Linked DNA regions of Homo sapiens: all the other regions are linked to region 3. Evidence: chromatin loops called from intact Hi-C (ENCODE). Cell type or tissue: CD4-positive, alpha-beta T cell. All regions are shown on one strand.

Region 1 (8,000 bases), 540 kb after region 3:
AAAAGAAAAAAATGCATCTCACTTGAATTCCAGGGAATCAACCTAAAGTATACTGAGATTCCTAAACTGAACCTTAAAACACAAGACACAGAATCAAAAGTCAAAGAACAAAAGGAACATTCTTCAGCAGGAGATAGGGAGCTGGTTTTAGAAACAGGTGGAGATCACCGAGTCTCAGCATAAGCAAAAGCAACACAGAAACCTAGGCTTTTGAAAAATGTCTAAAATACAGCAAAAGAGAAGGCATTCGAATGTTTTTGTGTAGTAATAGCAGGCTACTAATACAGGAATACAGACTATATTAATCCATGACATTTCAGTGAAACAATAAAAACAACTCTTTGGACATCCAGAAACAAAGGATGTTTTATCTAGTTAACTTTTTTTTTTTTTGAGACAGGGTCTGGCTCTGTCTCCCAGGCTGGAGTGCAGCAGCCCAACCTCGGCTCACTGTGACCTCCACCTCCTAGGCTCAAGCGATCCTCCCACCTCACCCTCCTGAGTAGTCGGGACTACAGGCGTGTGCCACTACGCCCGGCTAATTTTTGTATTTTTTGTAGAGATGGGGTTTCACCATGTTGCCCAGACTGGTCCCAAATTCCTGGACTTAAGTGATCCACTCACCTCACCCTCTCAAAGTGCTGGGATTACAGGCATGAACCACTGCCCCTGGCCCCCTTTTTATTCATATGTGAAGACAATAGAAAGACATTCTTCCATCACTAATATTTACTTAATTAACATTTCTGAGTGCCTTTGATATGACAAGCACTATGCTAAGTGCCATATAGGGAGAGGTGAACAAAACAGACAGGTGCTTGTATCCTAGAAAACTTTGCCTCTGCACACCTTGCTTGTGATAATAATTATAGGGCATATGCCAAACACTGAGCTATAAATCTATGAAGGAAGGATGTTGCTTACTTATCACAAGTGATAACCAGTGATACCAGTATCTATGAGCCATAGAAAAAAAGATTGCCTATTTCCCTGACTAGCTCAGAGGGATACAGCTTAATTCAGAAGATAAAACCTTTTCTTTTTTTTTTCTTTGAGATGGAGTCTTGCTCTGTCGCCAGGCTGGAGTGCAGTGGCGCAGTCTCGGCTCACTGCAACCTCCACTTCCCGGGTTCAAGCAATTCTCCTGTCTCAGCCTCCCGAGTAGCTGGGACAACAGGTGCACGCCACCACGCCCAGCTAATTTTTATATTTTTAGTAGAGACAGGATTTCACCATGTTGGCCAGGTTGGTCTTGATCTCTTGACCTCGTGATCCGCCTGCCTCAGCCTCCCAAAGTGTTGGGATTACAGGCGTGAGCCACTGCACCAAGCCAAGAAAACTCTTTCTTTATGGCAGCATTAGGCACCCCCAATAAGAGCCCACTCACATCATCATGATAGACAGAAACACTGCAGGGGGAAAAATGATCTTGCCTTTGGGCACCAGGACATTGGGACCTCCCAAGTAGTCTGCATCAGTGGATCATAAGGACCAACCATTTATCAAATCTGGGAAAGACAAAAGGCAAGCATAAGATTAAAAAGTAATGCAGGTCTTCGCCAGATGGCTCTGCTGCTTAATAAGTAAAATCACAATCACAGAAGGTGATAACCAAGGATAATTAGGTAAACGACCACACTCCATTTAATCACAGTTCAGAAGATCTTCCCTAATTTCTGCTGAAGTCTCTTCAATAATTTCACCTACCTCTGGAAGAAACTAGAGGACTAATGGGAAGAGTCCATTGGTGTTTATGTGGGAAAAGGAAGGTGCAAGCCATTTCAGCTCAAGGAAAGAAAGGAAGGGAGGGAGGGAGGAAGAAAGAGAAAGAGAAATGAGGAAAGGAAGGAACGGAAAAGAGAGAAAAGAAGAAAGGAGGGTAGAAGAAAGAAAGGAGGGAGGGAGGAAAGAAGAGAAACTGACTTTCCAAAGACACAGCTGAAGCAGCAGCTAAGAGGTAACATTATGAAAGTATGGGGTATCATTCTTCAGGATGCAGTGTATTTATTAAATCAGAGGCCTGTAAAGGGTACTGTGTTCCCAATAGGAAGAATACACGGATCCAGGAACCGAGAAGTAGAAGCAGGAGTAGCTCCACTTACCATCTCTCTGATTGACCCACTCAGATATGTTGTGCTTTCATTTCTGTAACTCTAGGCTCTGCAGGGTCAAAGGTCCAGGTCCCCAAAGAAGATGCACCCTTGCCAACTTACACAGAAAGGTCTCATTGAACTGCAAGCTACAGCTTTTCCCAGGACACTTTGGATTTCTCGTGTCTAGGGACCAGCAGACGTGAAGAGGAGTTGCCATACTGTCAAGGCTAAGTAACCTTGATTAGCAGGAGGGAGGTAGGGCTGCTTTTACCCAATAGAGGCAGAAAAGAATTTATGTAGAACCCAAGTAATCTACTTGGGTGCTTTCTGTTACTCCCATGCTCCATTTTAACTGTGAATGTAAGTGTGTAGCCACCTCAGCCTGAGAAAAATATGATTACCAAGGGCTTAACCCTCAGAACTGGTGAGAGGGTAAATAAGAATAAGCAACTAAGACCTAAGGGTAAAGGGAGATTAGAATACATAGTAAAGGAAGGAGTGGATGGGTGCTAGTTACAGCCCCAAGATCTGCGGCATTGACAGTGACTACAGTTTGTTTGTCCACAGTAAACTTCCTCTTAAGTTTCCCTTCAGGAACAGAGACTGGTAGGAAGCCTGGAGGAGTTGTCTCTTGAACCTGTCTGGGGAAGCAGATCTGTGTGGCTCAAGAGGTGGACCTGGCCAGGCACGGTGGCTCACACCTGTAATCCCAGCACTTTGGGAGGCTGAGGAGGGCAGATCACCTGAGGTAAGGAATTCAAGACCAGCCTGGCCAACATGGTGAAACCCTGTCTCTACTAAAAATACAAAAATTAGCTGGGTGTGGTGGCGCATGCCTGTAATCCCAGCTACTCAGGAGGCTGAGGAAGGAGAGTTGCTTGAACCCAGGAACCGAAGGTTGCAGTGAACCGAGATTGTGCCACTGCACTCCAGCCTGGGTGACTGAGTGAGACTCAATCTCAAAAAAAAAGACGGACCCATTCTAAAAAAGTTTCTACATGAGTTTATAAGTACTCGCTTCTGCATGTCTGAAAAAATCTCTGTCTAATAAGAGAGACACACCTCAAAAGTTTTATCAATAAAAAAGGTACAAAAAAGTCAGAATAAAAATAGGACATAAAATCAATGCTATAAATATTAAACAGATTATGAATAACTTTGTGCTAATATATTTGGGAACTTTAGACGAAATGGATAAATTCCTACGTGGGAAAAAACAATCTACCAAAGCTTTCTCAAGAAGAAATGGAAAAGTTAGCATCTCTTTAACCATTAAGGAAATTGAAACAGAAGTTTAAAATAGTTTGAGGCTAAGCCTGGTGGTGTGTACCTGTAGACCCAGCTACTCTGGAGGCTGAGGCAGCAGGATTATTCGAGATCAGGAGTTCAAGCCCAGGAGTTTGAGGCACCTGAGACCGAGTGTTCAAGGATCAGTTGAGACCAGTAATTCGAGGTATGCTCTGTGATTGCACCTGTGAATAGCCACTGCACACTAGCCTGGGCAACATAGGAAGACCCATCTCCAAAAAAAAAAAAAAAGGAAAAGAAAAAAGAAAAAGCAGTCTCAAAGAAAATAAGAAAATATCAGGACCAAACAGCCTTACATGTGAGTTCTACCAAGTATTAAAATAACATATAATTCCAGTTACAAAATAAAGAAGGACTACTCCCCAATTCATTTCTGGAAGCTAACATATAACCTAGATACCAAAATTAAACAAGGCAATACAAAAAATTACAGACCAATCTCATTCGTGAACATAAATGCAAAAAAAATTTAACAAAATATTAGCAAATTAAATTTAGTCATATATAAAAAAGATTATATCACATAACCAAAATGGGTTTATCCCAGGAATACAAGGTTGGTTTAGTATTCTAAAATCAACTAATCTAATTCACCCCATTAACTGATTAAAGAAATATGCTGTATAATCCCATCATTCAACGAAATTCCCAATCCATTCAAGAGACATAAACAGGAGCAGAAGGGAAGAAACTTTTCTAATCTAAAAATGGGCATCTACAAAAGATCCACAGCAACAACCAGACCTACCAAAATGGCCCCTTAAAGATTTCTTGAAGGCACTTTTATAGCGAGCATTAGGCTAAGTGCTGAATGTCAAGAACAAAGGCAAAACAGCTATACCTCCTGGCATCGGGGGAAGGAATGAAAGTAATAGTATCCAGTTTTGTCACTGGATTATTCCAAAAGGGTAAAATCCTCACGCAACTCTGTTCCACAGGCACCGGGCTAGTCAGTTAATGGACGGCTGCCCTAGAGTCAAGTGCCCTCCTTTGCTTCAAAACCTTGTCACCATTCTGCTGGAGTCACAGGGTAGAGAATATGAACACCTTTGGATGCTTCCTCTCGTGGATAAAATAACCTCCTTCAGAAGGGGATCGGTGATGTAATGGATTCCATGAAAGAAATAAACTCTTCTCCAGCGCAGCTGAACTGTAAAGCTCATAACACAAGTAGGTCCTCAGTGCATATTCACTTCCTTTCCTTCTTACCTGAGGTGCTGCAGTGTGAATCTGAAGGTGGCAGGTTCAACGTTAAAGTGCTGCAGTGTATGAAAGTTATGGTAGACTCAGAAATCTGTTCTTCAACAGTTAGACTGTATTTATGCTGGCTGGATTTTGTTTATTCACCTATTATCGTCTACCCGTGTCAGCAACCAAGAAACCTGCAGCCTGTCTCAAAGGAAACCAAGAAAGAAGTTTTGGACTCTTGTGCAGGAAGCTTGTGGCGCGGCGCCCCCTGCCGACCAATACGACGGCCACGGGAACTGGGAGACCACGAAGGCTCTGGGCCTGCGGAGTTGCCCAAGCTCCTCCGGCTTCTCCGGAAACGGCTTTTTCCGGTGACACCCCTGGAGCCACAGTGATTTGTTTCCCTAAAGGAAGCGGTTTCCCGCCAGGGTATCGTCCCTAATACCCTCCGAAGGAGCCCATTGAGGAGAAAGGCATAGAATGTCCCGCAGAAGGCAGAAGGACCCTATGATCCAGGAAACCTAGGGCCAGCCATCAGGAGGTTTTATGAGAGCAGCTGGTGGGAAGATCAGCCCCAGGAGAAGGGGATTGTCTAGCAGCTTGGTTGGAGCAAGTCTTTTCCCGAGTATTATTTCCGTAATTCAGGCTCCCTCCCACCAACCCTCCACTGCAGCCTTATCCTCCACCAAAAGCCCTGACACTGTGGCAGGGGTAGGGCACATGGGGTTGGTGGGGAACAGGCTGTAAGAAAGACGCAGGAGCCTGCGTGCAAAGGACGAAGCATTTACAAAGAAGACCTTGACAGTGCTGCACAGATTTGAAGGCGTAGGGTGCAAGTCATTCAGGTGCCGTTGTCAGGAGGAACCTAGCCATCCAGGTGAACAGATGCCCCCTTCTTGCAGCCCACTCGCATGGGCCTGGTGGACTCCTTCTTATTTTTGGTAGTGGCAGTGAAGAGGTCGGGTCCCTGTGCTGGCAAAGCAGTCAGTGACATTGACATCATGAGTACTGTTGTGGCAGCTGCACATGGAGGGGCTGTTGGTACAGGGCAGTGGTGGAGTTCTGCAGAAATCTGCTATGGTGGTCAGATTCTATGAATGAATGTGTGGATCTGCTCGCATTTACCCCTATAGATCAGCCAACGGCACCTCATCATCACATCACAGTATCGGTGGTGTCCTCTAGGGACCCACGACCTGGGGTTGTCTAAATGTCGTGTTGAGAAGGGCAGGGCTGGAATGAAGACAGTTACGTCCAAAAGGAGGAAAAGGAGGAGGGTCCACATCAGATTCATGTTTCCTGTGAAAGCATTTCAAAGAAGAGCAGAGTCAAAAGAACAAGCCACGGTCCCTTGTCCTGTTCCTAAGAAGTCTTGGCCCTATACTTAATGTTCCCAGTTCTCCCCTCCTGCCTTTTCTACACTTATTCTTTGTGTACTCTTGGCAACAAGTGTTCTCACATCCTTTTTCCACCTCCTTGTCAATAACGGAGATGACTACCGCCCTCTCAACCCTTTATGGGATTGTCCTATGTACAAGGTTATTTCCAAACCCCAAAGTGATTCTTGCTCCTTACCTAAGCAGACCAGTTAAACTAAAAACTTTCATCTCTGAGGTGTTTGCATCTATCAGTCCATCTGCTGCTCACCCATAGCCTGTGAGGTGAGGCAGGTATCATTGCCAACCCCTTTTTAGAGTGACCTAACTCAGAAGAGAATTGACAGATCCATATGACCTGCATCTTAGAAAATATTTTCACTTCCTTAAATACAAATGTCTGTTTAAACGCTGTTTTTAAAAATGTGAGCATTTCAATTCTAAGGGAGTAGAGTTTATGTTTCCCCCACATATTTCTCTGCCTCAAAATAAAGATTCCCAACTCTTCCATGTATAGAGCCCATCTTCCAGAAATGTTCTAATTCTTGGTGATCAGGGATTCTGGGTGACTGTGTGTGAGCCTTCTGTCTCTAGGTCTAATATCTGACTCTTTTTTTACATACCTGGTAGTTCCAAGAAAGGGTTTTCTGCAGAGCAGATGACATCCACAGAGATGGATATATCCCTCTCAGAGGTTGATACTCCTAGTAGAAATGGAATCCCCGTTGCCTCTCTCCTTCCTCTAATCTTGTAGAAATTTCATTGTGGATATTTTCTTCCCAGAGGTTAGGGTGCAGGCCGTATGGAAAACTCTCAGGCCTGTCAATGATCTTAAACAGATTGCCAGGTATTACTAATTTTATGCTTACTATTTCACACCTAAAATGTTCACCAGCATCACACAGAGTGCCTATGACATCACTGCAAATATGCAGAAACTTGGGGTTTAGTGTCTATCATAAGCTTGCTACTGGAGCTTGGCAAATCACCTTATCCTTCTACTCCTCATCACTAAAGTGAAGATTATAGACAAAAGATCTCTTTCAGCTCTCACATTCTGTATTTTTTTTATACATTACTGTGTGGGTTCATGTGTGATTTTGTATATGTGCATATTGGTATACACATGTTCAAGTAAGGAGAAATAATTAGTTTGCAAATTGAGTTTCCATTTGAGAATTGTTAATCTAATTAAGTGCAATTTTTCCAATTTTAAAACTCTATGATGGCTGGGCACGGTGGCTCACGCCTGTAATCCCAGCACTTTGGGAGGCCGAGGTGGGTGGATTGCCTGAGGTCAGGAGTTTGAGACCAGCCTGGCCAACATGGTGAAATCCTGTCTCTACCAAAAATACAAAAATTAACTGGGCATGATGGCAGGCACCAGTAATCCCAGCTACTCAGGAGGCTGAGACGGGAGAATCACTTGAACCCGGGATACAGAGGTTACAGTGGTCCGAGATTGCATCATTGAACTCCAGCCTAGGTGACAAGAGCAAGACTTCATCTCAAAAACAAACAAAAAAAAATTATGGGTATGTAGTAGGTGTATATATTTAAGGGGTACATGAGATATTTTGGTACAGGCATCCAATGCCTAATAATCACATCAGGGTAAATGGGGTATCCATCCCTTCAAGCATTTTTTCTTTATGCTACAAACAAGCCAATTTAAATCTTTTAGTTATTTTAAAATGTACAATAAAATTATTATTGATGATAGTCACCCTATATTTGTGCTATCAAAACTAGATCTTATACATTCTTTTTTCTTTTTGAGACCGAGTCTTGTTCTGTCGCCCAGACTGGAGTGTAGTGGCATGATCTTGGCTCAGTACAACTTCTGCCTCCTGGGTTCAAGTGAGTCTCCTGCCTCAGCCTCCCAAGTAGCTGGGATTACAGGCATATGCCACCATGCCCAGCTAATTTTTGTATTTTTAGTAGGAACGGTGTTTAGCCATGTTGGCCAGGCTGGTCTTCAACCCCTGACCTCAGGTGATCTGCCGCCTCAACTTCCCAAAGTGCTAGGATTACA
Region 2 (8,000 bases), 200 kb after region 3:
TTCAGATAGGCACTGGGTATTCTGAGTTCCTATTTTGTAAAATAAGAATATTAGTATCCTTCTTTTCATTCACTCTCTTTTCGTCTGTGTCCCAGCTTCAGTCAACTGTACTTTACTTTTACATTGCCTTGATTGTTAATATTAATATTTAATTCTGTAACCAAAATTAAGACTTAAGTTCATTGACTGTAAAAGCTGAAAATTGATACAAAATATTTATATTCTTTCTTTCTTTATTTATTTTTGAGACAGGGTTTCACTCTGTCATCCAGGCTGGAGTACAGTAGTGAGATCTCAGCTCACTGCAACCTCTACTTCCCCAGCTCAAGTGATCCTCTCACCTCATCCTCCCAAGTAGCTGGGACTATAGTCATGTGCCACCACTCCAGGCTATTTTTTGTATTTTTCTGTGGAGACATGGTTTCGCCATGTTGCCCACACTGGTCAAACTCCTGCGCTCAAGCGATCCTCCCCGCTCAGCCTCTCAAAGTGCTGGGATTACAGATGTGAGCCACTGTGCCCAACCTATATTATTTTATTTTTAGTTTTTAATTTTTTTGTGTACATATTTAGTCTTATTGTAACAAAGCAACTTGTGCACTTTTAACGTTTAAAACTGAGCATCATCTTTTCTTTCCAGTGAAACGAAAACAAAATTTAAAAATAAACAGGAACAAAATTACAATCGAGAATGTCAATTCCAAATAAGATCCTACAGGTTCTGCTGATTCTCCCATTGAGTGGCAGGGCTCAGGTCATCATTAGGAGAGAATTTATTTTTAAAGTGTCATCTTAAACTGCAAGGATATCTGTCAAACATCACAAACATCCCAAGGAGAAGCCATGTTGTCAAAATGCCCACTTAACCCGGCCAAACATGTCAAAGCCACCCTTTGCTGACCTTCTAAAACCCCATTTTTTAGAACTGTTTTTTTCCTTTTTTTAAACAAAAGACAGTAGACAGATACATGTTGGTAAATGCTAACTGTCTTTATTCACATACAGGCACAGTGTACTCTCTGAGCTCAATATATAGAGAAAGTAGGAAAGAAGCTAGAATTCTCCGCACTGCCACACAGGGCCCTCACACCCTCCAGCTTCCAGCAGAGCAAAGGGAGCAGGTTTTTTTTTTTCCCCACAGAGCTCAGTGGTGTTGATTCCATACAGTTTTTGCTCAGACAGGAAGGGATAAAAATGAATTAAGAATAGAAAGAGGATAGAGGCTCTTTTCCCATTGTATTCTGCTCAAGGTATTTCCCTCCCAAATAAGTTGAAAACCATGGTGTAGAGAAAAGGGACCACGAGAACAGGGTTACTGAGCACAAGAAGCGGGGTGGGGCGGGGGAAAGACTGCAACTTGCTCCCAGGAACTGGAGAAAATTTCTTTAAAAGGAAGGTTGGAATCCATCAGTGTTCTATTAGTCATCTTCTCCTTCATCCTCCTCTCCTTCCTGCCCTTCATCACCATTGTCATCTTCTTCACCTTCACCCTCATCTTCTTCATCAATATTTTCTAATTCTTCCTCCTACTAATCTTCTTCTCCTTCTTCTTCTCCATCATCCATATTGGGAACCAAGTAGTACTATAATGGGTTTGGCCAAATATCACCTTTGATGACCTCTCCTAACTCATCAGCACCTTCATCAGAATGGTGGGTAAATCAGGTAGAGAAGCTCTCTGGTGCCTCATGCTGCCTCTTCCTGCTGGCTTTACTCTGCATCTGACTTTAATGTTTTGTCAAATTTTTTCTAAATTTCCATTTGATTTCAGTGGAATTTGCAGATGGATCACCACTCTCATTCAGATGAAATTCTTTGGAGACAACTTTGTTTTCAAAGTAAGGATTTTCATCAGAATAAAAACCTATTCTATAACCTGATTTAATATTTTCAAATTCTGTCATTTCAACTCTGATCAAATAATGCAGTGCCTCTTCCTCCTCCTCCCCAAGCAGTGCAGACACGTGGAGATGGTTGACAAATGTTGCCCGAAAATTTGGGATCTTGGCAATCAATTCTGACGTCTTCTGAAAAAATGGTTGCAGGAGTTTGTATTATTTCTGTTCTGCTTTCAAAATCTCCTCACTAGCTTGTTCATTAAGTCTATTTCTTTTTGTACTTCATCAATATGTTCAATTGCTTCTTGCTGTTCTTTTTCTCCCTTCTTCGGCAAGCCTACAGAGACTGATGTCTCCTCCAGTCTCAGAGCAGGAGGTAGTCTTGATTTCTTCTTTTGAGGTGGGAGTGGAGACGGGCATTTGGGGGCCATGCTGCTAGGGAAGTCCAAGAACCAGACCACAAGTCTCCTCACTTGTGAGGAAGCAGGCAGAAAACGGCCTATATTATTCGAAATATCCAAACAATGTCTTCCGGAAGTCCAATAACACCATACAGCCTAAAATAGCATTATGTGTTTCCTGGAGTTTATTGCTAACTTTTTTTTTTTTTTTTTTTGAGAAGGAGTCTTGCTCTGCTGCCAGGCTGGAGGGCAGTGGCGCGATCTTGGCTCACTGCAATCTCTGCTTCCCAGGTTCAAGCAATTCTCCTGCTCGGCCCCACAAGTAGCTGGGACTACAGGCGCACGCCACCATGTCCGGCTAATTTTTGTGTTTTTAGTAGAGACGGGGTGTCACCATGTTGGCCAGTTTGGGCTCAATCTCTTGACCTCGTGATTTGCCCACCTCAGCATCCCAAAGTGCTGGGATTACAGGCATGAGCCACCGTGCCTGGCCTATTGTTACCTTTTAATTTTCTTACACTTTGTGCAGGCCTTATATCCTCAAACTCATCCATCTTCTCAGTCAAGTTGTGTTTCCTATTAGCTACTTGCCTTTTTCCTAGAGATTTTTGTCCTTGAGCCTCTGCCTCAATAAATCTGCTCTGCAGCTATAATCCTGTAATCAGTGTTACCCAGATCTCATGTTTCCTTTTCCTTGGTCTACTCTTCTCTGTTTATTCCTGATTTTTTTTGGAGCATATCCCGAAGTACATTCATAAGAAAGTGTGCTTGGGAGGTACATTTTGTGTGTTCTTCCATATCTGAAAATGTATTTATTCTATTCTCTGATTTGATTAATAATTTGCCAGAGTATGGAATTATAGAGTTACAATTCCTCCACAGAATTGTGAAAATGCATTGCTTCAGAGTCATCTATCATCCAGTTCTATTGTTGAGAAGCCTGACGCCATTTTGAATCTTTGAAATTGATGCTTCCCTTTTCCTAGAAAGCTTACAGGATCTTTTTATGCCTCTGTTCTCAATCTTCACAGTGACATGCTTAGGTACGAGTCATTGTATCCTGCACTGGGGATGGGGGTGGGGTTAATTTGGAAACTCAACTTTTCGGGTATGGGAAATTTACTTCAGTAAATTTCCAATTTCTGTTTCCCTCTCTCCTCTCTTCCTGGAACTCTATTAGTCAAATATTGAATCTCTTGGATTGCTCTACTGTATTATCTTTTCTTCTGTTTTTCCTCTTTTGGAAGTCATTTCTTTGACTTTATCTTTTGAACCTAATACTAATTCTTCCACTCCTGCTATTTTATATATTTATTTTCCAAGTGCTTGTTCTTTTTTGCTTTCCTTTTACAAGTTTTTGTTTGTTTGTTTTGAAAACAATAGTTCCCCAAATAACTCGGAATATACTAACTAGAGGTTATTAAGGCTTTATCCTCTGTTCTCTGCTTTGTGATGTTTCTTTCACTTTATGTTTTTAAATTACAGTCTTCACAGAATTATGGAGACTGTCGAGTATGTGTGGAGAATGGACCTTGCAAACAAATAAAACCAATTTTGTAGACTTTGACGAATAAATTTCTCTTTAAAATAAAGATAGCTCAATGTTGTTAAAATTATATACACACATACAATTCTAAGCACATGGTAGGCGCTGAATTTATGGTAGCTCCAGTCTTTTCTCTTTTATGAATCAATTTCTCAAAAATATTTAAAGTGGCCAGTGCAGTGACTCACACCTGTAATCCCAGCACTTTGGGAGGTGAAAACGAGCGGATCACTTGAGCCCAGGAGTTTGAGACCAACCTGGACAACATAGGGAGATTCTGTCTCTACGAGAAAAAAAAAAGAGGAAAGAAAGAAAGAGAAAGAGAGGGAAAGAGAGAGAGAAAGGAAGAAAGGAAGAAGAAAGAAAAGAAAGAAAAGGAGGGAGGGAAAGAGAGAAAGAGAAAGAAAGAAAGGAAGAAAGAAAAAGAAAGAAAGAGAGAGAAAGAAAGAAAAGGAAGGAAGGAAGGAAGGGGGAAGAAAGAAATGAGTCGGTGTGGTAGTTCATGCCTGTGGTACCAGCTACTTGGGAGGCTGACGCGGGAGGATCACTTGAGCTCAGGAAGTTGAGGCTGCAGTGAACTATGATTGTGCCACTGCACTCCAGCCTGGATGGCAGAGCGAGACCTTGTCTTAAATGATGATCATGATAAAACCCCCAGTATCTACAACGTGCGTGAGATGTGCCACCAGATGGCGCCATGATTGGAACTGTAACATGGAAGAACTCCAACTCCCTTCTTTAATATTTCTGCAGATTTCTGGTGAGGCTTTTATCCTTATGATCCGCTCTGCTTTTTGGATACTTTTTTTGCATGTGAGGTCCCATGTTGACCCCATTCCTGAAACCCAGCTCCTTTCTTAACTCTTATTTATACCTGTCCCCTTCTGCTACACACACCCCAACTCAGGTAAAGTCTTCAGGAGTAGATTTGGAAGTTAAAGAGTAAATGAGGGTTTATGTTTTTGTGTTGAGAAAACTTTTTATTTTACCCAGATTACATCTCTTTTCTTAAAATGTAATTGGCCACACCATCTTCAGTTCACTGGCCCTTCATCTTGTACAGTTCTCAACCTTACACTTTCTTGCTGGCTTGTGATTTTTTTATATCCACACACACAGTCCCTCTGTTTCGTCCCCTCTTCCTTAGAACAAAACAAATTATTTTCCTTGATTTCTGCTATATTTAAGGCACATATTTATTATGTAACTTCCTGTGACATGTATGGCCTTAACATCTTACCTGCTAGGTGAGCAGCATATGATGTTATTTTCCCAAAAAGAGTTACTTTACTTCCTAAGAAAAGCTGTTGTCAGTTATTTAGGATAGTAATATTTTTACCTCATCATTCAGGTTTCTACAAATCTGAGGGAAAAAAGGAAAATATCTGAAATCAAGAAAAGAGAACTAACTTAAGTGTGTGGGGATATAGGGAGGGCAAGAGAGGTGATGACTGAGCTTGGACTAAGAAGAAGAAGCTATAATGTGTGAAAAAGAAAAAATAAGTAAGAGAAATATGTAAGTATGGTCAATTTCTGGATTACTTTTATTTTATTATTTCTCAAAATGCCTCTAAAATTTGTTAGTGAGAATTCTGAAGTGATTAAGTGGTACCAATTTCTATGGTTTGGATTTTGGATCATGGACTGAAAAGAGTGTGCTGTGGAATTAGACATATATATTTCGTTCCAACTCTGCCATTATTATGGTGTAACCTTTAGTAAGTTACTTCACTCCTCTGACAGTAGTTTATTATAAAATGGGAGTAATAATGTCTTTAAAAATTAGATGATATAGTGAAAGAAAACTATCTGTCTTAGTCTATTCTGGCTGCTATAACAAAATAGACTGTGTAATTTATAAACAACAGAAATTCATTGTTCACATTTCTGGAGGCTGGGAAGTTCAATATCAAGGTGCCGGCAGATTTGGTGTCTGTTGAACGCTCACTCTCTGCTTCAAAGATGGTGCCATCTATCTGTATCCTCACATGGGGAAGGGGCAAACAGTTTCCTTCAAGATTCTTTTATAAGGGCACTGATGCATTCATGAGGGAAAGCCCTCATGAACTACTTATCTCCTAAAGGCCCCACCTCTTAATACTATTACATTGGGTATTAGGTTCCGACATATAAATTTTGGGGCAACACCAACATTCAGACCTCAGCACTACTAAACAATGGCTATAAAGTATTCAATAGATGATAATTATTCCTAGAATGAGATTCTTTGACTCCTTTTTAGCCCTAAGATCTTTGAATTCTTGATGAGGAAGAGATATAAAATAAAAAGAAGTAGAAAGCCTGCTGACTGACTTCTCAGTTTTCATTCTCTGCTTATTGATCTAAACCAATCATGACAATCCCTCACAATAGTCAGTAATTGGTTTAGGGATAAGAATTCATGAGCCAATTTGGGGCAATGAAATGTAGAAAACACTTAAAAAGAACTTTTGCACAAAAAGTTCCCTTCTAACTAAGGGATAGGGTGATCAAAAGATTATTTTTATATAGCTAGACGCAAAGACTCATGCTGTCTTGGTTACAGCTAACAGCCATTTCATGACTATTAAGGTAATTCACTTATTACTTATATTAATCTTCCACTTTGGATGGATTTCTGAGGATTTTCTACATAAATAATTATGTCATCTGTAAAATAATTATTTTCTAAATTATATGTTTTTTTAATGCTATAATGTACTGGCTAGATCTATAATACAATGTTGAATAGAGGTGATGAAAGTGAATGTCTTTACCTTGATTTCAATCTTAAAAGAGCATTAGTTGTAGGTTTTTTGTAGATGTCCTTTATCAGATTGAGATGTCCTTTATCAGATGTCATTCCCAGCTTGATAATCGTTTGTAGAATAAACGGGTGTTCATTTTGACAAATGGGTTCTTTTTTCAATTTTCAAAAATTGTGGTCATATACACATAACATTTACCATCTTAACAATTTTTTTTTTTGAGATTGTATTTCGCTCTTGTTGCCCAGGCTGGAGTGCAACAGCACGATCTCGGCTCACTGCAATCTCCACCTCCCTGGTTCAAGCAATTTTCCTGCCTCAGCCTCCCACGTAGCTGGGATTACAGGAGCCCTCCACCACAACTGGCTAATTTTTTTTTTTGTATTTTTAGTAGAGATGGGGTTTCACCATGTTGGCCAGGCTGGTCTCAAACTCCTGACCTCAGGTGAGCCACCTGCCTTGGCCTCTCAAAGTGCTGGAATTACAGGTGTAAGCCACCATGCCCAGCCAGTATTAGATACATTTATCATGTGTAACTATCACCACCATCTATCTCCATAACTCTTGTCATCTTATAAAACTAAAACTCCATACCCATTAAATAATAACTCCCCATTTCCCCCTTTCCCCAGCCCCTGGCAATCACTATTCTACTTTCTTTAACAAAGGTCTTTTTCTGTATCGTTTGAAATGGTCATATGGTTTTTCACTTTTATTCTGTTAATAAAGTGGACTATATTGATTGGTTTTTATATGTTAAACCTACCTTGCATTCTTGAACAAATTCTCTTTTTTCTTTTAAAAGGCAGGGTCTCACTCTATTGCCTAGGCTGGAGTGCAGTGGCATGATCATAGCTGACTGTAACCTCGAACTCCTGGGCTCAAGTGATCCTCCTACCTCAGCCTCCCAAGTAGCTAGGACTATAGGTGTGCACCACTAGGCCTGGCTAATTTTTTTTTTTTTAAATTTGTTGTAGAGATGGAGCCTTGCTATGTGGCCTATAGGCTGATCTCAAACTCCCAAGCTCAAGTGATCCACCCACATAGGCTTCCCAAAGTTTTGGAATTATAGGCATGAGCCACCTGTCTGGCCCCTTGGGTGAACTATATTTGGTTATGCTGTATTATTCCAATAATATATTGCTAGATTTTATTTGTCAATATTTTATTAAGGAGTTTTGCATCTGTGTTCATGAGGGCTACTTGCATATAATTTTCTTTTTTAAAAATGTGTTTGTCAGGTTTTGGTATCGGGATATCCTCCTGGCTTTGTAAAATGAGTTGGGAAGTATTCCCATTTCTATTTTATGAAAGATTTTGTGTTGAGTTGGTTTTATTTATCTCTTAAATGTTTGAAAAAATTCACCAGTAGTGCTATCCGGATCTAATTTTTCTTGTTGGTAAGTTTTAAATTATGAATTTATGTAGTAGATACACACCTATTCAGATTTTCTGTTTCTGCCTGTGT
Region 3 (8,000 bases):
CTCCTGACCTTAGGTGATCTGCCCACCTCGCCTCCCAAAGTGCTGGGTTTACAGGCATGAGCCACCACGTCAGGCCAAAACAAAGAATTTTCGTCAATCTATTATGCAGATGTCAAAAATTGCCAGGTAGTACAGAATCTAAGAGAAATATACGCATGGATTCTGATGACAAATAGTTAACATCAAACTGAGCATTTACCGTATGCTTTACCCACACCCTTACTAATTTAATCTTCAAAATAACCACCCTGAGTCAAATACTATTGCCATCCTCTAAAATATAAAACTAAGACATAGATATTAGGAAACTTGCCAATGCTGCATAACTGGTGAAGTGATAGAGCATGCGTTTGAACTCAGTCTGACTCCAGAACCCATATATATACTATACAATGCTACTTCTCAACATCTTTAATTGACTCTTTTTTTTGGAGACGGAATCTCCCTATCACCCAGGCTGGAGTATAGTTGCGCTCTCTCTGCTTACTAAAACTTCCACCTCCTGGGTTCAAGCCTCAGCCTCCTGAGTAGCTGGGACTACAGGCGCACACCACCAGGCCCAGATAATTTTTTGTATTTTTTTAGTAGAGATGGGGTTTTGCCATGTTGGCCAGTCTGGTCTCAAACTCCTGAGCTCAGACAATCCACCCACCTCGGCCTCCCAAAGTGCTAGGATTACAGGTGTGAGCCACCACGCCTGGCCTCAACTGACTTTTAAAAAGTGAAATTTAGCCGGGCGCGGTGGCTCACGCCTGTAATCCCAGCACTTTGGGAGGCCGAGGCGGGCGGATCACGAGGTCAGGAGATCGAGACCATCCCGGCTAAAACGGTGAAACCCCGTCTCTACTAAAAATACAAAAAATTAGCCGGGCGTAGTGGCGGGCAACTGTAGTCCCAGCTACTTGGGAGGCTGAGGCAGGAGAATGGCGTGAACCCGGGAGGCGGAGCTTGCAGTGAGCCGAGATCCCGCCACTGCACTCCAGCCTGGGCGACAGAGCAAGACTCCGTCTCAAAAAAAAAAAAAAAGTGAAATTTATAGCACCTTAGCAGCTGGCCATGAAGTCACAAACCTGAATTTTCAAAGACTCATATATATGGCAAAGCTTCTCAATCTCAACGTAAGCCTTACCATAAAAGAAAAACGCAGTACTCATCTACAGTATATCCAGGATTTACAGCACCAAAGAGGTCCAGACTGGAACAGCGAAACTCAGATCTGGTTTCAGTCTCTTGAAATTTTACTCCTGCAAAAGACAACAAAAGCTAAAAAATTATTTCAAGTCCTGATGTTACTTTGAGTTGTTTGTATTTCCTGTATTTCACCCTTCTTTCTACCTAATTCTCTGCTGAAAATGCAGGCACGGGTAAAGAATATAAGCTTGTCCTAAGTTACCTAAAATAACTTTTAAAATATTACAATACATGAATACAATAAAATTAGAAAATAGGTTTATAATAATAAAAGATTACTTGTAGAACCCAATTCTAGAGAAAATAACCCCCTAGTATTTTAGTATATATGTCCTTTCAGTTTTCTTAAGCAAACATATGCATATAAAAATATTTAAGCAGAAACATATTGCTCTATATAATCTGTTTTTCATGTGTCATGAATACCGTTCTATTTCAATAAACATAAAACTGTATCATAACTTTTAAGTGATTCTATAGTGTTGTACCGTATAGTCTTCACAAAATTGATTTAACCAACTCTGTGTTTCCTTTAATCTACATGTATAGATTGATAAAATAATGATTAGTTTAAAACTGCCAGGCTAAATTGCCTATAGAATTATACCAGTTGCCAGTGCTTTTTCTGTAGTGTTTGAACTTTTAGATTAATGATTCCTGACCCTAGTTCTAACTCACAAAAGTGATTTTTTGGGGATATAGAGATATCACAAAAGATCAAAGCACAACAAAACATTAGTCTCAAATTCATAATTTATTAAGATTTAAGAATTACCTGGGATTACAGACTAAATCCCAGTATGAATTCCAACAAGCAGAATTCAATTGCAGGTGTTTGCCCCTAGCTTTAGTCTGCTCAGAGCATGTGTTTAATCAGGCTGATCAGCTGAAACACGGACTTAACATGCATTTCATCATGGCAAACTGTAAATGACTGAGGAAGGGCAAACCAGCACTGGCTCCTCATCCCTAAACAGGAAAATTCTCCTAAGGTTAGAACTGGGGATTTTTTTTAATTACCAAATTCCATCCACTAATAACACCGAGTCCCAAGTCTTGCTAAGTGATTAGAAATCCAAATGAGGTAAAAACGAAGATTTTGCTCTTACTCTTACCTCTGGCATCACATGAATCCAGCTTCTATCTAGAAATCCAGTTGAACCACAGGATCTATCAATTATCTAGGATCATTTCTGGAAAATTTAAAAAACATAAATAAATTCACAAAGGTTATGATTACATGACAACTCACACCAGCATGTTCTATACCAAGTCACAAGAAAATTTAGAGTAACCGTTCATCCTTTATTTAACTCTCCATTCATTAATATAAATTATTGACTCATCTATTTGGAGAATGTCACCAAATGCCCAAGCTCAATATCAAATAGGGCAGGATCAGGAGTTCAAGGTTACAGTGAGCTGTGATCGTGCCACTGTACTCCAGCCTAGGCAACAGAGTAAGACCCCGTCTCGAACAAAACAAAAAAAATTTAACAACAACAACAAAAAAAAACCGAGCAGGACCCCTACACAAGCTTAATTTTGTATAAATTTACAAGCTTGGATAAAACTGCACAATAGTCTAACCAACTTCTGAAAGGCTATAAAGGTCAACAACCTCACAGTAAGAAAACAGTTATGCAAGAGGAAGGAGTCAAGAACTTTTAAGATTCAGATAACTGAGAAAATAATCCAAAATAGTCAGTTTTTTCAAAGCATGTTTCAATTTCATTTGAGCCAATGCCGGATTGTATTTAACCTTTACTCTTCGTAATCCTTTGTCAAAATAATCTGAAGAAAATCTTCCCTTTATATAGGAAAATTGAATTAGTAACATTTGTAACCCAAGTCTGCCACAAGATGGCAGTGTAAGAAAGAGTCTTGCTTTAATTTCCTCTTCCAGCATTTGCGTGTCATCTGAACTTTCAGGTCAAATACATACTAGATACGCAGTTCATCTTTGCAGGCAACCTTCACACTATTCCCTACTCTTCACCTAATTACTAGCTAGAAAATTTTTTGTATTTACTTGTAATGATCATCTAAAACTTGTTAGCTAAAAATACTGCAGTTATACTTTCATCATTATGTTCTTTTTCATGCAGCAGTGTGGAGATTTAAAAATCCATAACCTCAGATACAATCTAGCCAGAAAGACAAGACTCACAGAAATTAACATACCACCAAATAAGTAGTAGAAAGCAAGTAAGGTTAAGAAAAGAAGTAGGATTGGTCAAGGAAGGCTTCATGAAGCAAAAAGAGTGGGTCACAAGTGGACCTTAAAGTTGCATGTCCAATAAGTAACCACTTAATTAGAGTTAAAAATTAAATTTCTCCCATTACCCTAGTCACATTTTCATTACTCAATAGCTAAATTGGCAGTACAAACATAGAGCATTTCCATCATAACAGAAGGCTCCATTGGACATCAGTGCCTTTAAGAATGGGTCTAAAATAAGCTGACAGAAAAGAAAGCAGTGGCTATCATTCTTTAGAAATCCTATCTGTCAAGCTGTATAGAATTTGTATCATTTAAATTTTACAACCCCCTATTTACAGGAAAATTGAGGCTCAGAAAAATTACATAAATTTCCTAAGGTCACCTAACTAGTAAGAGCTAGGATTTAAATTCAATTCCATCAAAACTCCATACTCTTCAATTCACCATGGTACTTCCTACAGGAAATACACAGAGCTAAAGGTTTGCTTTAAAATGTAATGCAGTGACATGCTAGCTCAGTAGGTTGGAAAGAAACTGAAGCATTTTAAATATCTCAGACAGATATGATCAAAATGTTATTTTACTCCTTCCTTGCCCTATACTTAGCTTTAACTATGTAAAATGTTTTCAGATCAGCAGGATGCAAGGTTAACTAAGAGAATGTAGACAAGAAGCAAGACATGGTGTGAAAGGTTTCTCCAGTTTTAACAATGTCTACCTTAAAACTCCTTGATCTCTCCAAACCTAAAATAAATTTTTTTAAAAAGGAAATTAAAAAAAAAACTACTTGATCTAAGTATTCTTACAGGATAATAATTATAGGTTGAAAGGAACAACTTCTCTATTAATCTCAACTCACAAACAAAACCCAGATTGCAAGAGGCCTGGTCTTTTTGTTTTGACACATAGCACAAAGCCTGGCACATAAATCCTGATGTTAAATATGTGATACCTTTCCCAATGTGTGATGCTTCCCTGCAGGATTCTAGTCATGCATGCTTCAACAAGTGTCATTCCACCATACAAAGGACATTTCGTATTTACTAAGTATTGTGCAAATGCTCCATAAACAATCAATGATCCCAGCATTTTGTTGACTGTGGGCAGTAATCACTTCAAAGTACTAGTGTTCATAGCCAAAAGGTACATTTTATATGTGTGAACAGATGCTTCATGAAGGCCTAATACAAACTACAAATTGATACTAAATCAGCAGATACTCGTGTTAAGATTTCATCACCATTCCTTTTGACTCTATTCCAATTTACTCAGTGCCACCTAGCATTATAGGATACAATGGTAACTCGAATCTCTAAGCTAGGCTTTTTAGATAGGAAAGACACACATACGTGTAATGAAGAGAACTTAAGGCAGCTTATCTTGATCAAAATTCAAGTACCAGGCTTTAGGTACCATCAGCCTTTAACCCTTTCTGTTGAGAATATCCAAATCCAAGCCCATATGATTTTCAGGGGGTCTACAGATGGGCCAGTTCTGGACTGGCACACAGGGTGCTGGACTTCCCTCCTCAGTGGATTTCATCTTCAACCTGAAACAAAATGAACACACAAAATTTTGTTCATAGGAAGTAAATACTAGACTAATAGCTTGGTATAGTTTTCCTTTAGAGATAGTTATATAAGGTACTGCTATCAGAACAGACTCCAAGTTTTATTTCCCACTCACTATCAGTTTCCTTCCTTTTTAAGGCAGAATAGTATTCCACTGTACATATGTATAATATTTGCTTTATCCATTCATCCGTTGATGGACCCTTAGGTCAATTCCGTATCTTGGCTTTTGTGAATAATGATGCAATGAACATGGGAGTATAGGTATCTCTGACATACTAGTTTTATTTCCTTTGAATATACCCAGAAATGGGATTTCTGGATTATATGGTAGTTCTATTTTTAATTTTTTGAGAAATTTCCATACTGTTTTCCATCATAGCTGCACTAATTAATATTCCCTAAAATAATAGATTTTGAAATCATACTAAACTAGATTTTAATCCTGGCTCTCTCATGTATTTGCTGTGCCCATGGGTAAGTTATGCAACTTCTCTAAACTTCAGCTGTCCCCTCTGTAAAATGAGGACAAATACTACATACCTCTTAAAACTTCCGTGAAGACTGAGGTAATAAATACATTTTGCACTGTAGCTGGCATGGAGTTAAATGTTTAATATGTTATTTCTATGTCTTGCCCAAGCTCAACCAGCTAGTGAGTAGAAAGGCAAATATTCTGCCTAAAAATTTCACACTTTTCCACAGCCATAAAAAAAAAAAAAACAAAAAACATGTCCTTTGCAGCAACTGGAGCTGCTGGATGCTGCTGGGGGCCATTATCCTAAACGAATTTATGCAAAAACAGAAAACCAAGTATTGCATGTTCTCACTTATAAGTGGGAGCTAAATCTTGCGTTGGGAGCTAAATCTTGCGTAGGGAGCTAAATACTGGGTTCACAGGAACAAAAAGTTGGGAACAATAGACACTAGGTACTCCAAAAGGAGGAAAAGAGAGAGAGGGGCAAGAGCTGAAAAACTTCCTATTGGGTACAATGTTTACTACCTAGATGGCAGGATCAATAGAAGCCCAAACCTCAGCATCATGCAATATACCCTGAAACAAACCTGCACATGTACCCCGTGAATCTACAATAAAAACAAATTTAACAACAAAAAGTCACACTTCTCACAATAACCCAGAAGCCAGAAAGGTCACTCATATAGTACTCATAAGGGCCCTTCCAACTCCAAGATATTGTGTCCTTTTTTTTTTTCACTCTTGTTGCCCAGACTGGAGTGCAATGGCGCGATCTCGGCTCACCACAACCTCCACCTCCCGGGTTCAAGCGATTCTCCTGCCTCAGCCTCCCGAGTAGCTGGGATTACAGGCATGCACCAACACGCCCGGCTAATTTTGTATTTTTAGTAGAGACGGGGTTTCTCCATGTTGATCAGGTTGGTCTCGAACTCCCGACCTCAGGTGATCCACCCTCCTCGGCCTCCCAAAGTGTTGGGGTTACAGGCGTGAGCCACCGCGCCCGGCCATATTGTCCTTCAAGCAAAAAAGACACAGGTTTGCTTCCCCCTTCCCCTCATTTCCTACTTAACAATGAAGACTCCAATGTATTATGAAGTCTTATTAACAAAAGCATGCTTCCATTGGAAAGAATGTAATGTTTTCCCAACTCACAAAACTTCCACCTAAAAAACCGGAACTAAGCCTCTTAAGACTAAAACAGCTTTGGAGAAATTCCCAAAGGCTTCCTTTTTTATTTTGCATGTTTACATCCTAAAATACATTTCAGCTTTTCCTAACTTAATACTAAAATATGCCCTCAACACCATGAGTTCAGGGGCATATCCAGCACACATTTTCTAAGTAAACACTGAAAGCATGCCCTTTCTGCCCCTGTGAATACAAAGATGACTTGGTTGTTCTGGGCCACTGCTGTCACTCCTTCCCAGCATTAAACACATGCTCATAACAAGATAAACCATCCCCACTCAAACCAAAGTGGGCAAAGATATATTCACATAAAAGCCATCAAGATGATTTTCCTTTCGGTAGAAAATCCTTTATTGCTCAATCAAGTTTAGAGTATTGATTGGTTTCTAATCACCACCGTGTACAAAATAAATATAAATAGGAAGCACTGCAAAATATCTAGAGTCCTTTTAAACAAGAATATACCAAAACCCAATTGAAATGCCTTTATGCCAACTGACTGATTTACAAGGTTATTCATTTGAGGGGGAAATATCAAGATCATAAACTATCTGAATACCTACTGATAAAAGCTAAATAAATTATAGTAGGTACATAAATTAGAATACTGAGTTACCATTATACCCTGAAAACCTACTGAAAAAATATATTTTTTAAAAAAAATAATTTTTAAAGAATACTATGTTACCATTATGAAGAATGTGAACACTCTACTCATGGAACTTAAGTGGAAAAAGTAAGACACATAGTAGAGTAGGTATAGTAAAAGGGAAGGATACCTACACATATTTGCTTATATGCATAAAATATCTTAGTAACACTGTTATGAGGGAGAGGAATTGGATGGCTTAGGGAAGGGGATAAGAAACTTTGATATCTTTTGAATTTTGAACCATGTGAATGTATTACCTATTCAAAAATATATATATATATGATGTGTATACATATATATATATATATATATATTTTTTTTTTTTTTTTTTTTTTTTTGAGACAGAGTTTCGCTCTTGTTGCCCAGGCTGGAGTGCAATGGCGCGATCTCGGCTCACCGCAACCTCCACCTCCCGGGTTCAAGCGATTCTCCTGCCTCAGCCTCCCGAGTAGCTGGGATTACAGGCATGCGCCGCCATGCCCCAAAAAATAAATTTTAACAATGCTTGAGAATTATAAAAATTATGGGAGGCCTACAAATACCTATTACTACATTCGATTAACTGGTTTATTATTTGTCTTTCTCACACTTTCTGCCTATAAGAATATCCAACACAAACATCACATTAAAATTAACATGTACCAAAAGAAAGGAATTCAGTGAAATGACATTGAAGGTCACTAAGCAAACTTTTTA

What was found. Hi-C counts contacts between places; a loop is a spot of excess contacts. Peaks named below come from ENCODE experiments on the same cell type or tissue, not always from the same donor. Only the 100,000 strongest peaks of a DNase experiment are listed, where the experiment ranks them.
Region 1: it touches region 3 in a loop (2.9-fold over the local background); 2 of 110 quality-filtered maps call a loop at or near these places.
Region 2: it touches region 3 in a loop (2.6-fold over the local background); 6 of 110 quality-filtered maps call a loop at or near these places.

Annotation. Positions count from the first base shown.
Region 1 is chr14:20,868,949-20,876,948 of GRCh38, forward strand. LOC100507513 (a long non-coding RNA gene) reads right to left here. Exons shown (of 4, transcript XR_110261.4): 2 at 6,589-6,795; 3 at 4,611-5,888; 4 at 1,287-1,508. Among named protein-coding and RNA genes, the nearest start is that of RNASE3, 18 kb to the right of the region's middle. RefSeq lists enhancers at 4,844-4,943, 5,054-5,103. In CD4-positive, alpha-beta T cell, CTCF peaks have their summits at 4,871 (motif pointing left) and 5,072; a DNase peak (open chromatin) is centred at 4,873.
Region 2 is chr14:20,526,692-20,534,691 of GRCh38, forward strand. It overlaps the pseudogene SETP1. Among named protein-coding and RNA genes, the nearest start is that of RNASE10, 25 kb to the left of the region's middle. RefSeq lists a silencer at 443-653 and an enhancer at 4,145-4,644. In CD4-positive, alpha-beta T cell, CTCF peaks have their summits at 4,467 (motif pointing right) and 4,672; a DNase peak (open chromatin) is centred at 4,460.
Region 3 is chr14:20,324,410-20,332,409 of GRCh38, forward strand. CCNB1IP1 (cyclin B1 interacting protein 1) reads right to left here. Exons shown (of 7, transcript NM_021178.5): 2 at 4,765-4,964; 3 at 2,307-2,384; 4 at 1,130-1,244. SNORD126 (small nucleolar RNA, C/D box 126) reads right to left here and starts at 2,130; the gene lies at 2,032-2,130. In CD4-positive, alpha-beta T cell, CTCF peaks have their summits at 3,057 (motif pointing right) and 3,261; a DNase peak (open chromatin) is centred at 3,072; H3K4me3 peaks cover 148 bases; H3K27ac peaks cover 449 bases.